2 separate regions of the Homo sapiens genome follow, and region 2 is linked to region 1. Evidence: chromatin contacts called from ENCODE POLR2A ChIA-PET data. All regions are on one chromosome and are shown on one strand. The core of a region is the stretch at or near the end of the contact, and the rest is flanking DNA. Distances in the headings are between cores, read along the strand shown.

The links. ChIA-PET counts read pairs that join two places held with the same protein, here RNA polymerase II (POLR2A).
Region 2: POLR2A ChIA-PET joins it to region 1 with 10 read pairs in T-cell. The contact joins two enhancer-like sites. POLR2A ChIA-PET finds 5 or more read pairs at or near these places in 3 of 52 experiments (AG04449, B cell and T-cell).

What each region holds. Positions count from the first base shown.
Region 1 is chr11:65,467,831-65,475,752 of GRCh38, forward strand. No RefSeq gene overlaps it. Among named protein-coding and RNA genes, the nearest start is that of ENEMAL, 5.7 kb to the right of the region's middle. RefSeq lists enhancers at 3,464-4,009, 4,330-4,409, a silencer at 3,710-3,789 and a cis regulatory region at 4,119-4,678. Within about 2 kb of position 4,406, at least 41 of the 41 ENCODE cell types and tissues checked have a DNase peak (open chromatin) inside an H3K27ac peak, as active enhancers do.
Region 2 is chr11:65,693,017-65,700,938 of GRCh38, forward strand. It overlaps the pseudogene RN7SL309P. Among named protein-coding and RNA genes, the nearest start is that of KAT5, 15 kb to the right of the region's middle. Within about 2 kb of position 2,940, at least 4 of the 41 ENCODE cell types and tissues checked have a DNase peak (open chromatin) inside an H3K27ac peak, as active enhancers do.

The DNA of each region.
Region 1 (7,922 bases), core at 3,156-5,655:
TTTTATAATGGTCAATATCTGGAAACAATCCAAATGTCCTTCCATGAGTTAATGGTTAAAATAACTGTGGTGCACCCATACCATGGAATACTGTTCAGCAATAAAATGGAATGAAATGACCTGAATGGATCTCAGGAGAATTATGCTGCATGAAAAACACCCATCTCAGGCCGGGTGTGGTGCTTGCAGTGAGCTGAGATAACGCCACTGCACTCCAGCCTGGGCAACAGAGAGAGACTCCATCTCAAAAAAAAAAAAAGAAAGAAAGAAAGAAAAACACTCATCTCAAAAGGTGACCTGCTCTGTGATTCCATTTGTATACCTCATGAAATGATAAAAGTGTAGAAATAGAGAACAGATGAGTAGTTGTCAGGGGTTAAGGAGGAGATAGTATGATAGGATTATGGTGGTGATTACACAGATCTACGTGAGATAATTACATAATATTACACCCAGCCGACTACATTTTTTAAAAATCTTTTTTAGAGGCCGGGCACAGTGGCTCACACTTGTAATCCCAGCACTCTGGAAGGCCAAGGCAGGCGGATCACCTGAGGTCAGAAGTTCATGACCAGCCTGGCCATGGTGAACAAGTACACATGCACTTGTAAAATTTAAATCTAAATAAGATTCCTCGGCCAGACACGGTGGCTCACGCCTGTAATCCCAGCACTTTGGGAGGCCGAGGAGGGCAGATCCCTTGAGGTCAGGAGTTCAAGACCAGCCTGGCCAACATGGTGAAACCCTGTCTCCACTAAAAATACAAAAATTAGCCGGACATGGTGGCAGGCACCTGTAATCTCAGCTACTTGGGAGGCTGAGGCAGGAGAATCGCTTGAACCCGAGAGGCAGAGGTTGCAGTGAGCCGAAATTGTGCCATTGCACTCCAGCCTGGGCAACAGAGCGAGACTCCGTTGTAAAAAAAAAAAAAAAAAAAAAAAATCTAAAGATTTCTGGGATGTACCAATACAAATTTCCTGGTTTTGAAAATATACTATAGTTATGTAAGATGTTCCCATTGGAGGAAACTGGGTAAAGGTTACCAGCCTCTCTATTATTTTTGGAACTTCCAGTGAATATGATAATTTCATTCCACGTTCACATTGAATGACAGCTCAAGCTCAGCTGACCTGAACCGGTTTCTCCTGCAGTGCCTGTCCACCTGCAGGCAGGGCCTCCTGATCACACCCACCTGTGGTCCACAGCGCCCTCTGCAGCTCTCCCACCACTGGAAGCCTCCTGGTCCCTAGAGGGAGGCCAGCTTGAGGAAGCCCTGATTTCATAGACTCATCTTGCAGCCTCATCTCCTCCCCATGCCTTTATGAGCTGACAGTTTGAGGGGTTTTTTGTTTGGTTGGTTTTTGGTTTGGTTTTGTCTTGTTTTGTTTTGTTTTGAGATGGGGTCTCACCCAGGCTGCAGTGCAGTGGTGCTATCACAGCTCACTGTAGCCTTTACCTCCCAGGCTCAAGCAATCCCTCCTGCCTCAGCCTCCTGAGTAGCTGGGACTACAGACATGTGCCAGGATGTCTGACTAAAAAAAAAATTTTTTTTTTCCAGACAGAGTTTCACTCTTGTTGCCCAGGCTGGAGCACAATGGCGTGATCTTGGCTCACTGCAACCTCTGCCTCCTGGGTTCAAGCGATTCTCCTGCCTCAGCCTCCGGAGACGCTGGAATTACAGGCACCTGCCACCATGCCCAGCTAATTTTTGTTATTTTTAGTAGAGATGGGGTTTTGCCATGTTGGCCAGGCTGGTCTTGAACTCCTGACCTCAGGTAATCCAACCTCCTCGGCCTCCCAAAGTGCTAGGATTACAGGCATGAGCCACCGCACCCGGCTGACTAAATTTTTTAAAAATATTTTTTAGAGGCCGGGCGTGGTGGCTCACGCCTGTAATCCCAGCACTTTCGGAGGCCGAGGTGGGTGGATCATGAGATCAGGAGATCGAGACCATTCTGGCCAACATGGTGAAACCCCATCTCTACTAAAAATATAAAAATTAGCTGGACGTGGTGGCACGTGCCTGTAATCCCAGCTACTTGGGAGGCTGAGGCAGAAGAATTGCTTGAACCAGAGAGTCTGAGGTTGCAGTGAGCCGAGATCACACCACTGCACTCCAGCCTGGCGACAGAGTGAGACTCTGTCTCAAAAAAATATATATATATTTTTTAGAGGCCGGGCGCAGTGGCTCACACCTGTAATCCCAGCACTCTGGAAGGCCGAGGTGGGCAAATCACCTGAGGTCAGAAGTTCATGACCAGCCTGGCCATGGTGAAACCCTGTCTCTACTAAAAACACAAAAAATTAGCCAGGTGTGGTGGTGCAGTGGTGCGCGCCTGTAATCCCAGCTACTCGGGAGGCTGAGGCAGGAGAATCGCTTGAACCCGGGAGGCGGAGGTTGCAGCGAGCCGAGATTGCACCATTGCGCTCCAGCCTGAGCAACAAGAGTGAAACTCCGTCTCAAAAATATGTGTATATATATATATATATATATTTCTTAGAGATGGGGTCTCCCTATGTTGCCTAGGCTGGTCTCTTAACTCCTGGACTCAAACGATCGATCCTCCCACCTCTGCTTCCCAAAGTGCTGAGATTAAAGGTGTGAGCCACTGTGCCTGGCAAATAAGCTGACATTTTGCTTGACACCTCCTGAGCCAAGGACACAGACACCCGAGAGATGTCCACAGGCTGCAGAGGTCCAGCTCCTGTGACCAGGCAGCAGCCTCAGTGGAAGAGCACATGTTCCTGGGCCCTACCACAGGCTGATGTGGAGAGTCCCTCTGATTGAAAATGCCCAACTCAGGCCACTCCTGCCCGGGGGTGACTGTCTCGCAATAAGATACAGGGCCAGAAGGATCCAGGAACACAGGAAGAGTTCGGCAGGGCTCAACAGGAGAACAGAAAAGAACTAAAAGCAGAGACACCATGCAAACATGAGGCACACACGCAACAGGAGACAGAGCAAACTGCAGGAAAAAAGAAGGGCCCTGTTAGCCACACACCGGCCTGTGGGCTACAAGCCCTCCAGTTACAGAGCATGGGAAATAAGGCCAGGTCATGCCTGTCCTCACCTTTGAGTTAGGGCCGAGCTGGGCAGAGAATCTGATTGCCCTTCCCTCCCTCTTCAGTTCCTGCAGATCACTTGGTTCTTTTGTGTTTTTTGCTTTTTGTTTTTTTTTTTTTTAAGACGGAGTCTCACTCTGTTGCCCAGGCTGGACTGCACTGGCTCGATCTCAGCTCACTGCAATCTCTGCCTCCTGAGTTCAAGCGATTCTCCTGCCTCAGCCTCCCGAGAAGTTGGGATTACAAGTGTGTGCCACCATACTTGGCTAATTTTTGTATTTTTAGTAGAGACAGGGTTTCACCATGTTGGCCAGGCTGGTCTCAAATTCCTGACCCCAAGTGATCCACCCACCTCAGCCTCCCAAAGTGCTGGATTACAGGCATGAGCCACCGTACCTGGCTGGCTTTGGGTTCTTGAAGGGAAAAGAAAAAGCCCCATGGCAGACCGGACCTGACTGACGGGCAGGAAATCTTAATTCCAGACCTGCTTTCACCTCCTCACTGCCGGACCTGGAGCCAGGGCTGGCTGTCTCAGGGCCTCTGCCTACCATTGCCAGGAACTCTCTGTTGCCAGTCTGTATTTGGAGAGGCTGAAGGGATGAAGGTCCTACCTCACTCTGGAGCCCTCCCCACAGGGCCCCAGCTTGCACCTCGTGCACCAGCTCCTTAGGGGGCAGTGTGCACCCCTGGAAGGACTCCCAAGGTCTGGGACTTGCGACTCAGGACAGACCATTCCCTGCAGATCATTCATCTGCCAATTTAAGAAATGGGAGAGAGACGGAGGCCCGTCTGCCTCCCCTGCCAGCTCCTGCTGATTGCTGGTGGCTGCCTCCTGAGTTCTGGGGTCCCTCTCTTGACAGTGGTAAGAGTGCCAGGAACGGAGCGCGTTTGCTGCACACCATTTGCCATTGGTGCATCGAGCACACTCCCAGCTCCAGGATTATGGGAAGACCTTTTTGGGGTACAGACTTCCCCTCCCTGCAACAAAGAGGAGCTCTTCCATGGCCCCCACCCTGAGGGGCACAGGAGGTCCACGGCCTGGAAACTTCCTATTTCCTGGGGCTGGCCCAGGGCTTCTAGTCTGGCCTTCCATAAGGCATGGGCCAGGATGCTGGCCCTGGGGGCCTCTCAGCTCAGCCCCACGTGCCCCTCTGTGGACTCTCAGTCTCACGTTTGTCAGGGTTCTGCCATTTAGAAATGATCAGCCCACCTCTAGACCAAGTGCCTGCCTGGAATGTCCTGTCCAACTTATCCACCAGCTCATCCTTCCGGGCCTAATTAAGGCCCCACTCCATCTCTGAAGCCACCCCATGCTCATGACTCTCCCTGACGCAGGTTCCCGACACACCGGGTGACTCAGCTGCAGTGTTTTTCACAGTCCGTGATGCGTCACAGCTATTTATAGGTGTGCTTAACTCCCTGTGAGGAAGCACTTCAACCCCCAAACGCAAGTTCCAGAAATATGCTCATAAAGATAAAGATAGAGAAAAGCTCTGGAAAAATACACAGTGCTGTTGCTTCAGGCAGAGTCCGTGTGTGTGTGTGTGTGTGTGTGTGTGTGTGTGTGTGTGTGCTTTCACTTTTTGCCTCATACATCTCATTGTTTATAAAATTTATCAATATTACAAAGTTGTAAACAAGGTTATTTAAAAACAACAAATTGGCTGGGCACGGTGGCTCACGCCTGTAATCCCAGCACTTTGGGAGGCCGAGGCAGGCGGATCACCTGAGGTCAGGAGTTTGAGACCAACCTGGCCAACATAGTGAAACTCCATCTCTACTAAAAATACAAAAAATTAGCCGGGCATGGTAGCAGGCGCCTGTAATCCCAGCTACTCGGGAGGCTGAAGCAGGAGAATCGCCTGAATCTGGGAGGCGGAGGTTGGAGTGAGTTGAGATCATGCCATTGCACTCCAGCTTAGGCAACAAGAGCGAAACTCTGTCTCAAAAAAAAAAAAAATTATAAATTTCTACACAAAGTCTTGCACATTCCTTTAATTTATTCATAGGTATTTTATAGTTTGTGTTGCCATGTTAGCAGTTACAAAGTGGCTGGGCACAGTGGCTCACACCTGTAATCCCAGCACTTGGGGAGGCCGAGGCGGGTGGATCACAAGGTCAGCAGTTCGAGACCATCCTGGCCAACATGGTGAAATCCCATCTCTTCTAAAATACAAAAAATTAGCCGGGTGTGGTGGTGCACACCTGTAGTCCCAGCTACTTAGGAGGCTGAGGCAGGGGAATTGCTTGAACCCAGGAGGCGGAGGTTGCAGTGAGCCGAGATTGCATCACTGCACTCCAGCATGGTGACAAAGCAAGACTGTTTCAAAAAACAAAAACCAAAAAACCAAAAAACAAAAAGAGTGAGGTCCCCCTGAGTCACATAGCAAGACCCCATCTCTACACAAAATATTTAAAAATTAGCCAGGCATGGTGGTTCGTGCCTGTGGTCTCAGTTACTTGGGAGGCTGAGGCAGAAGGATTGCTTGAGCTCAGGAGGTTGAGGCTTCAGTGAGCCAGGATGGTGTCACTGCATTCCAGCCTGGGAGAGACAGCGAGACCCTGTTTTTGTTGTTGTTTTTTTCTTTTTTAAAGAAAATAAACACCAAAACAATAAAAAGAGTGAGGTAGGTAGGACTCATGTCCCAAAATAGTTCTCCCTTTTTAGTTTTTTAATTTTTAATTTTTAAAGAAAGTTTCATTCTGTTGCCCAGGCTGGGGGGGTGGGGTAGTGGCATAATCGTAGCTCACTGTAACCTGAAACTCCTGTGTTCAAGGGATCCTCCTGCCTCATGCTCCTGAGTAGCTAGGACTACAGGCCCACGTCACCATGCCCAGCTAATTTTTATTTTTATTTTTTGAGATGGAGTCTCACTCTGTCGCCCAGGCTGGAGTGCAATGGCGTGATCTCCACTCATTGCAACCTCCGTCTCCCAGGTTCAAGTGATTCTCCTGCCTCAGCTTCCCGAGTAGCTGGGATTACAGGCGCCTGCCACCACGCCTGGCTAATTTTTGTATTTTTAGTAGAGATGGGGTTTCACCATGTTGGCCAGGCTGGTCTTGAACTTCTGACCTCAGGCAATCTGCCTGCCTCGGCCTCCCAAAGTGCTGGGATTACAGGTGTGAGCCACCGCGCCCGGCCAATTTTTTTTAAATGTCTTGGCAAGATGGAGTCTTCCTATGCTGCCTAGGCTGTTCTTGAACCATTAAAATGATGTATTTCAATTATGTATATACTATTTATACATATATTAGGATATATCTACATGTGTGTGATATGAATATATATACACATTCACAAGCACATTATAAATGTTTGTATGTGTATATATACATACATAGTCATGTACTGAATAATGACATGTCCATCAATGATGGACCACATATGTGACAGTGGTCCCATATACTACCATTTTTTTTGTTTTGTTTTTTGTTTTTGTGAGACAGGGTCTGGTTCTGTCACCTGGGGTGGAGTGGAATGGGGCATCTCTGCTCAGTGCAACCTCTGCCTCCCGAGCTCAAGCAATCCTCCCACCTCAGCCTCCCCATTAGCTGGGACCACAGGTGCATGCCACCACACCTGGCTAATTATTGTATTTTTAGTAGAGACAGGGTTTTGCCATGTTGGCCAGGCTAGTCTCAAACTCCTGACCTCAAGTGATCTGCCCACCTCGGCCTCCCAAAGTGCTGGGATTACAGGTGTGAGCCACCGTGACTGGCCAGTAGTCAACTTTACAACAGGCCTAGGATGGGAGGTGATTGTCCAACCAACTTTAACTTTACTGTTTGAATTTTAAAAGAAAATACCCATGTACTTGGGTATTATTTGTTTGTTTGTTTTTGAGACGGAGTCTGCCTCTGTCACTCAGGCGAGAGTGCAGTGGTGTGATCTCGGCTCACTGCAAGATCTCTGCCTCCTGGGTTCAAGCGATTCTCCTTCCTCAGCCTCCCAAGTAGCTGGAATTACAGGCGCCCACCACCACACCTGGCTAATTTTTGTATTTTTAGTGGAGACAGGGTTTCACTGTGTTGGCCGGGCTGGTCTTGAACTCCTGACCTCAGGTGATCCACCCCCCCTCAGCCTCCCAAAGTGCTAGGATTGCAGGTGTGAGCAACCACACCCAGCTGTACTTGGGTATTATTAAAAAAATAATAAGTCACAGGATGGAGCCAGGAAGCCTGAGGCAGGTGAACCTATGAGGCAAATGTCACGTGCAACAAAGTGTAATTGGCTCTGGCAGCCAAAACCAATTGGACATCTTGGTGAGACAGTCTCCAAATGTGTCACAGGATATAATTTCCAAAGTTATAAACATGACTGTCTTTAATGTATGTACCAAAGGTTACTTCAGGTGTTAAGAAACTATAATGGTGGAAACACTAGTTCAAAGGGAACTGGAGAGACTGAAATACTCAGAGGCACTGAAAAAGCAATGCTGGAATAAGATTGCTGAGTTACATCCAAAAGTACCTGCTGCGCTGCAGGGTAATAAGCCCATTATCTTGGGTCATCTTTTCTACCTGACAGAAGCTAGCTATATCTTATCAATCTACTCATCAGAGCCCAGCCTCATCAATGGTGAATAAGTCAGAGAGGTGCCATGCCTAGAGAATCCCAAAGGTCATCCTATGGCCACCTTTTCGGACTGGTCTTCATTTTGCCTTTTCAAATTTTTTTTTTTTTTTTGAGATGGAGTCTCGCTCTGTTGCCCAGGCTGGAGTGCAGTGGCGTGATCTCAGCTCACTGCAAGCTCCGCCTCCCGGGTTCACACCATTCTCCTGCCTCAGCCTCCCGAATAGCTGGGACTACAGGCGCCAGCCACCATGCCCAGCTAATTTTTTTGTATTTTTAGTAGAGA
Region 2 (7,922 bases), core at 1,690-4,189, 220 kb after region 1:
GCCGAGGTGGGCAGATCACCTGAGGTCAGCAGTTTGAGACCAGGCTGGCCAACATGGTGAGTCCCCGTCTCTACTAAAAATACAAAAATTAGCCAGGCATGGTGGTGCATGCCTGTAATCCCAGCTACTCGGGAGGCTGAGACAGGAGAATTGCTTGAATCTGGGAGGTGGAGGTTGCAGTGAGCTGAGATCGTGCCACTGCATTCCAGCCTGGGTGACAGAGTAAGACTCTGTCTCAAAAAAAAAAAAAAAAAAAAAAAAAGAGTCCTCTTGGAAAACAAAACAACCAAAACAATACAAAAACCCCACCATTCTTGTTTGTCTTCCATGAGGGAAAGTCTCCGTAGCCCATGTGGGCAGCTCTCCTGGATAATCAGGAGGGTGAAATTGAAGGTAGAGAGTCAAGAAAAGGGCCAGAGCCCACACATGGTCATACATTCACATTTGCAAACAAACAATGTGCTTCCCAATGAGTCTCCAATTGACGGGCTGGGTAAGGCCCTGAATCCCCCTCCTCAGATCCAAATGGCTTCATGGGTAGTTGAGTTTGAGCTAAGCAAAGCTCTTATGGTTCCACATGCACAAACAAATATAAATGCATAAAATGCTCAAATGGTGTCAATAGCAGCCAAATCTTAAGTAGAGCAGGGCCCCCAGTGACACTGCAAAAGAGGTAGAGGGTGGTCAGATGCACTCCAAATAACTCACCCAGTTCCAAAGTTTGCTGTCTTCTTCAGAGGTCACTTGCTTTGTACCAGTGAAACACTGAAGGTGGCAGATGTCATGCTGGGAGGTGAAAGGAAGACTCTTCCAAAAACAAAAGCATTTTTGGCAGCTGCCGGGAAGTTCCATGATGTTCCTGTCGCTAGCTATGAGCGGCTGGCACTCACAGGTGACCCCATGCCTCACCCAGGAGCATAACTAGGCTATCCAGCTCAGACTCACCTAGGGCGGGCAGCACTTCCCCATATGGGTCACCAAAATTGTAACTGAAATGCAGGTTCAGTTGCTTGCTGCTTGCAGAGTCCAGTTAATGAGAGTAAGGTCTGGTATAAAGAAAGAGACTTTTTATTCCAAAGCTAACTTAGGGGAAGAAGTACAGGCTTCCTGCCTTAAGGGCAGTACTTTGGCTTTGGAGCAGAAAGCGGGCTCTTTTAATGTGGGAGAGGAAGCAAGCAGGTGCGGGATCTGCTGACTCCCTTTGGTGCCTTATCTACTGGGCAGTCACGTTGGTAACTGCTGGCATCTTCATGGGTTGTAAAAGTGGCCAAAGACTTTCCAGGTGGGAGACAGTCTTGTAGTGGGCATACTTGAGGTCGTAGATGGACTGTTGTCTCTGGAGGCAACCTCCTAGTGGGAGAGAGTTTCATAGTGGGCATACTTTGGGTTGCAAATGGACTGTTATCTCTGAGACAGTCGCTTGGTGGGAGAGCGTTCTGCCCTGGAGCCTCTAAGCACATGGTTAGATGAACTTGTCCTGTGGGGAGTGTCTGGTGAAGGGGAGCTGAAAGGTTATAATTGCATTGGTTAATTAGGAAGTGGCGAATAGGAGAAATGGAGAAAAGAGAAAAGAAGAGAAAAGAAAAAAATAATAGTAACTTATTCTCTTTTTCTAAGAAAAATGGGAATACTTGGTTAAAATCACAGCACTTTTTTGGGAGACTGAGGCAGGCTTGGTGGCACGCAGCTGTAATCCCAGCTACTCAGGAGGCTGAGGTGGGAGAATCACTTGAGCCTGGGAAGTTGGGGCTCCAGAGAGCTGTGATTGTGCCACTGCACCCCAGCCTAGGTGACAGAATTAGACCGTCTCAAAAAATAAAATAATAAAAAACCCTGAAAGTTTATTGTCATTATTGATGTACTTACTATTTCCACAAATGATCCAGTTTAACACAGAGTTTAGGTTAATAAAACAATGTAAATATTGTCAGTAGCACAATCTAGAGAGCTTCTTTTTTTTTTTTTTTTTTTTTTTTTGAGACAGAGTCTTGCTCTGTTGCCCAGGCTGGAGTGCAGTGGTGTGATCTTGGCTCACTGACACCTCCGCCTCCTGGGTTCATGCGATTCTCTTGCCTCAGCCACCCTAGTAGCTGGGGTTACAGGCGCCTGCCACCAAGCCTGGCTCATTTTTGTATTTTTAGTAGAGATGGGGTTTCACCATGTTGGCCAGGCTGGTCTGGACCTCCTAACCTCAAGTGATCTGCCCGCCTCAGCCTCCCAAAGTGCTGGGATTACAGGCATGAGCCACTGTGCCCAGCCCCAGATAGCTTTTTTTGTTGGAGATGTTTGTTCTAAGAGGGAAGAAACTAGGCCTGAAGCCTTTCTGTGTGCATAAGCGACTTGGAATCAAGATATCTGTCATTTTGTATTTAACACAAATGAGAAACATCGGTACCAGTTATGGATTTAATATCTGTTTCTGCAGCTCTTTTAAAAATACCACCTTTTGCATCTCTGGATATTGCTCTCCACTCCCCATGATTATTTGGAAGTATATGAATCCAAATTGTATGAAATTGCCGGGCACACCCCCATGGTGGCAAACGTCTACAGTTCTAGCTACTGGGAAGCCTGAGGCGGGAGGCTCGCTTCAGCCCTGGAGTTCTAGGCTACAGTGCACTATGCCCATTGGGTGTCTGCACCAAGTTCAGCTTCAATAGGGTGACCTTCTGGGAGCAGGACCACCACGTTGCCTAAGAGGGGTGAACCTGTCCAAGTCGGAAAGGAGTGGGTCCAAACTCCTGAGCTGATCAGTAGTGGGATCGTGCCTGTGAGCAGCCGCAGTACTCCAGCCTGAGCAACATAGCAAGACCCTGTCTCTTAAAAAAAATTATATCATACTAGAAAAGTGCACTTTGGGTATCTAAAGAAGCACTCACACACCTTTCTGTCTGCCAACCAGTTTGTTTACTTTACATGTGGTCCGTCCTGGTTCACTGGGCCCTAGGAACCAGCCCCCTCTGGCCCATCTCCAGCACAGTAACAATAGCCAATGTTTATTGAGTCTAGGCTGTGTGCCAGATGTTGATCTAAAATAGATGTTGCTCTAAATAATAGGCTATTGTTTGAGGCTGAGTGCAGTGGGTGATGCCTATAATCCCAGCACTTTGGAGGTCGCAGCGGTAGGATTGCTTCAGGTCAGGAGTTTGAGACCAGCTGGGGCAACAAACTGAGACCCTGTTTATACAAAAACAAAGAAACCCAGAAATGAGCAGGGCGTGGTGGTGCACATCTGTGGTCCCACCTACTCGGGAGGCTGAGGTGGGAGGATCGCTTGAGCCCAGGAGTTTGAGTTTGCAGCAAGCCACTGCACTCCAGCTTGGGTTACAGAGCAAGACCCGGACTCAAGGGGAAAAAAAAAGGTTATTATTTGAATCTAATGCTTACAGCCAGCCTTTGAGGTGATACCATTAGTACCTTCACATTGTAGATGAGGTAACAGGTTTAGAGACATTGAGTAGCATGCCCAAATCATGCAGATTAATGGAGGACCCAGGATTTAAACCTAGATCCGTCTGACTGCCATCTCTCTCTCTCTCTTTCACATTAAAAAAAAAAAAAAAAAAAAAAAAGGAGACGGGGGATGGCTATGTTGCCCAGGCTGATCCTGAAATCCTAGGCTCAAGCGATCCTCCCACCTCAGCCTGCCAGGTAGCTGGGACTACAGGCCCACACCACTATCCCTGGCTAATTTTTGTATTTTTTGTAGAGATGGGGGTTTTTACCATGTTGCCCAGGCGGGTCCTGAACTCCTGGGCTCAAGCGATCCTCCCGCCTTGGCCTCCCAAAGTGTTGGGATTACAGGTGTGAGCCACTGCTCTTGGCTGAGAGCTGCCATCTCAATTGCCATTACCTACTACAATGGGACCCAGAAGCCTAGTTCTGGACACAGTGGCTGCAAGGACCCTCAGGGGCCCTTCAGGTCTGCTTGAAGTAAGCCATTTTCCACAGTGTCATTCCGGGTCCACCCCTGGCCCCAGCATGGTCAGCTCAGGTGACTCGATGCTGTCAGCAGCTCTGGCTGATCAAGGCCCTTTCTGTTGTAGGGTGGAATCCATCCCCCTTTAGCTTCCATGGGATGGTCAGCCTTCTGCCCTTTGGGGCTGTAGAGAAGACACGTGGCTCCTTCTCACCCTAGGGAATCCCTTCAGATCCTGGCTCGTTCACTCAGCAGATATTTACTGTGTGTCCACAATGTGCCCAGGATAGAGGAGTGGACAAGAAGAAGTCATAAGGCCTGGTGGAGTTGACATTTTAAAGAGACAGAAAGTAAGTCCCATGTTGGCAGAGACAGGCCCCACCCCCTTGATCTAGAGCCTCTCTGGATCATTCCAGCTTTCTAGATCGGAGACCCATTGGAAATGTGGTCCCAGATAAGGTAGCCACATGAAGAATAGGGCCATGGGGCTGGCTGGGGTGACCCCACATAAGAAGCCTTGGCTGGTCCAGGGTTTGGAGAGGCCATATGTCCAGGGCAGTCCTAGAGCTTAATCTGGCCAAATTCCAGTGAAAAGGAAAAAAAAAAAATCCTGCTTCCCCATCACCAAACACTAAATAAGCAGACAGCGAGACAGGCCTCCCCACCTCCTCCCAAACTCCAGAGCTCCCTCCCTGTCTGCTGCCTCCTTTAGCCAGCGCCCGTGGGCATTTCTGACCAAACTCACATTCTGCCTTCTCCAGCCTGAAATCTGGCTTATCTATTCTCTCTGCCTCTCTCTTTTTTTTTTTTTTTTTTTTTTTTGAGACAGAGTCTCGCTCTTTCGCCCAGGCCGGACTGCAGTGGCGCGATCTCGGCTCACTGCAAGCTCCGCCTCCCGGGTTCACACCATTCTCTTGCCTCAGCCTCTCGAGTAGCTGAGACTACAGGCGCCCGCCGCCGCGCACGGCTATTTTTGTGTTTTTAGTAGAGACGGAGTTTCGCTGTGTTAGCCAGGATGGTCTCGATCTCCTGACCTCGTGATCCGCCCGCCTCGGCCACCCAAAGTGCTGGGATTACAGGCGTGAACCACCGCGCCCGGCCATGGCTTACCTATTCTCAAGACATATTCCTCCCCACTCTCAGACTCTCCCCCTATCTCAGGCCTCTTTTACCTCCCAAATCTCTCTCCACCCCTGCCAGGGTCCAAAATCAAGCATCAGCGCTGTTCCCCGCCCGACTTCCACCCTCCCTCACTCCCCTCAACCCGATTCTAACAGACACCCAAACAGGAGAACACAGTGTGAGATTACATCACAGCTCACACACACACACACACAGACACACACAGACGCACAAACACACAGACACACACACACACACACACAGACACACACACACACACACACAGATTTCCTGTTGTCCTGTGACCCTCCCACTCCAGTCCCTGACTCAGGACACAGTAGAACAAAAGAACTCACGATGCCGGTTTCAGTGTCATAAACAATAGATATGGGCCGGCACAGTGGCTCATGCCTGTAATCTCGGCACTTTGGGAGGCCGAGGCGGGTGGATGGCTCGAGGCCAGGAGTTCCAGACCCACCTAGGCAGCATGGCCAAACTCTGTCTCTATAAAAAATACAAAGATTAGCCAGGTGTGGTGACATGTACCTTTGGTCCCAGATACTTAGGAGGCTGAGCGGGGAGGATCACCTGAGCCCTGAAGGTTGAGGCTGCAGTGAGCCATGATCACACCACTGCACTCCAGCCTGGGAGACAGAGTGAGATGCTGTCTAAAAAACAGAACAAAACAAAAACTCCCCCAAACCCAAAAAGATTTGGAAGAATAAATGCTCAGATATTGAGCCAGTCACCTTACCACTGCCCACCAAGGTGATTATGAAAGGATGAGGAAAGGGGAAGAGAGGAACAGCAGAGGTTGTAGAAAGGAGCAGAGGAGTTGGGGTGTCCCCAGGAAGAGCCCATGTCCCAGCCCCCACCACCTCACTGGCCAATGAGAGTCCTCACACCAAATGTCAAAAACCCTGGACCATCTGGGGGGTGGCCAACAGTGAATCCCAAAGACCAAGTCAGGGGCATAGAACAACTTTTTGCAGGGTCAATACAACAGAGACCTCCCACAAGCGAGTGTCCTGCTTTAAACAATTGCCCAAATATAGTTAGTGGGGATTCAAAGCAAACACTACAAAAGAAATATATATTTCAGAGTGGAAAATAAAATGAAATAAAATGGCCAACAGAAAAATTAAATGGCATGAGAGGAGAAGGGACCAAGAGAAGGGGCAACAAGGATGCAATTGGTCAGGCACGCTTTGAGGGACTTTGAATTGACTATTTAGCCAACAGCCTTATTTCCTGGATCACCTGATATGGAGGAGAGGAGGCAAAGGGGACAGTCACCTGTCCGCAAGAGCCAAAATGGTGCTGGCCAGTCTCTAACATGGGGCCCAGTGAAGGTCTCCTCCCCAGATTTCCCCAGCTTGGGCGAGCTTGGCTGCCAAAGGGGGATCAGCAGGTATACTAGCAACATGCCAGCTGGAATATTGGGTCCCACAGAAGGCAGTGCTGCTATGGCTGCTCGTCCATCTGCTTGGCTCCACGGGTTGCCAGGAAAGACAGTGGCTCTTTTTTTTTTTGAGACAGAGTCTCATTCTGTTGCCCAGGCTAGAGTGCAGCGGTGCAATCTCGGCTCACTGCAACCTCCACCTCGTGGGTTGAAGTGATTCTCCTGCCTCAGCCTCCTGAGTAGCTGGGATTATAGTTGTGCACCATCATGTCAGGATAATTTTTGTATTTTTAGTAGAGATGGGGTTTCACTATGTTGGCCAGGCTGGTCTCAAACTCCTGACCTCAGGTGATCCACTGGCCTTGGCCTCCCAAAGTGCCGGGATTACAGGAGTGAGCCACTGCGCTCGGCCAAGACAGTGGCTCTTAAAAATGAACCTTTGGGCTAGTGCTACACCTCTGCAGTGTTAGAAGCTCTGCAGCTTTGATTGCTTGTAGCACTGATCACCTGCTGTCTCTTGCTGATCACCGTCTTGACATCTCTCGCCACCTCTCTCCAACTGCCACCTCCTGCCATCTCTCTGTTGTCTCACTGTCTTGCCAGTTGCTCTCACCACTTCTCTCTAATTGCTATCTATTGCTATCTTTCTGTCCTGTCTCACCATCCCGCCAATTGCTGACCAACAATTGCCAATTTTCTCCTTTCTAGTGTCTTGCTGCCTGTCTGCTAATTGCCAGTCGCTGCCATCTCTGTTGTCTTTGTGGTCTTCATGGTCACCAGGTGATGCAGAACAGGTGAGCCCCAAAATTGGGGCTTAGCCTGGGAGGGTTCTTGGCTTCACACAGGAAGGAATTCAAGAGCAAGACAGTGGTATTAGAGAGCAGTTTTTTAATTGAATGGTACTGCTCTTTGTGGAGCAGGGATAACTCAGGCAGTGCACCTGCAGCAGGCAACCTATGGGCTCTTGGCAACGGTATTTATATTCGCTTATACTCATTTTTAATTATATGCAAATAGAAGGGTGAGTTAATGCAAATTGATGGAGGGGTTATTTAGAACCTTTTAGGAAAGGGGTGGTGACTTCTGGGTCATTGGTGTGGAAAGATGTGGTAACTTCTGGGTCTTTGCCATGGCATTTGTAAACTGTCATTACACTGGTGGGAGTGTCTTATGCTAAGGAACAATGAGGGCAGCTAGGGATTGCTTTTGTCACCATCTGCTGATTCTTTCCAAACAAGACCTGCTGGTCTCCTCTCTTGATTTTAACACTATTAATTCTCTGATTTCATGTGTATGGGATGTCTTCCCATTCGTTTGTGTCCTCTTCAATTTCTTTCATCAGTGTTTTGTAGTTTTCATTGTAGAGATAGTTCACCTTCTTGGTTAGATTTATTCCTAGACTTTTTTTTTTTTTTTTTTTTTTTTTTTTTTTTTTTTTTTTTGCAGCAAGATAAATGGGCTTCTTCATTTCTTTCTGAG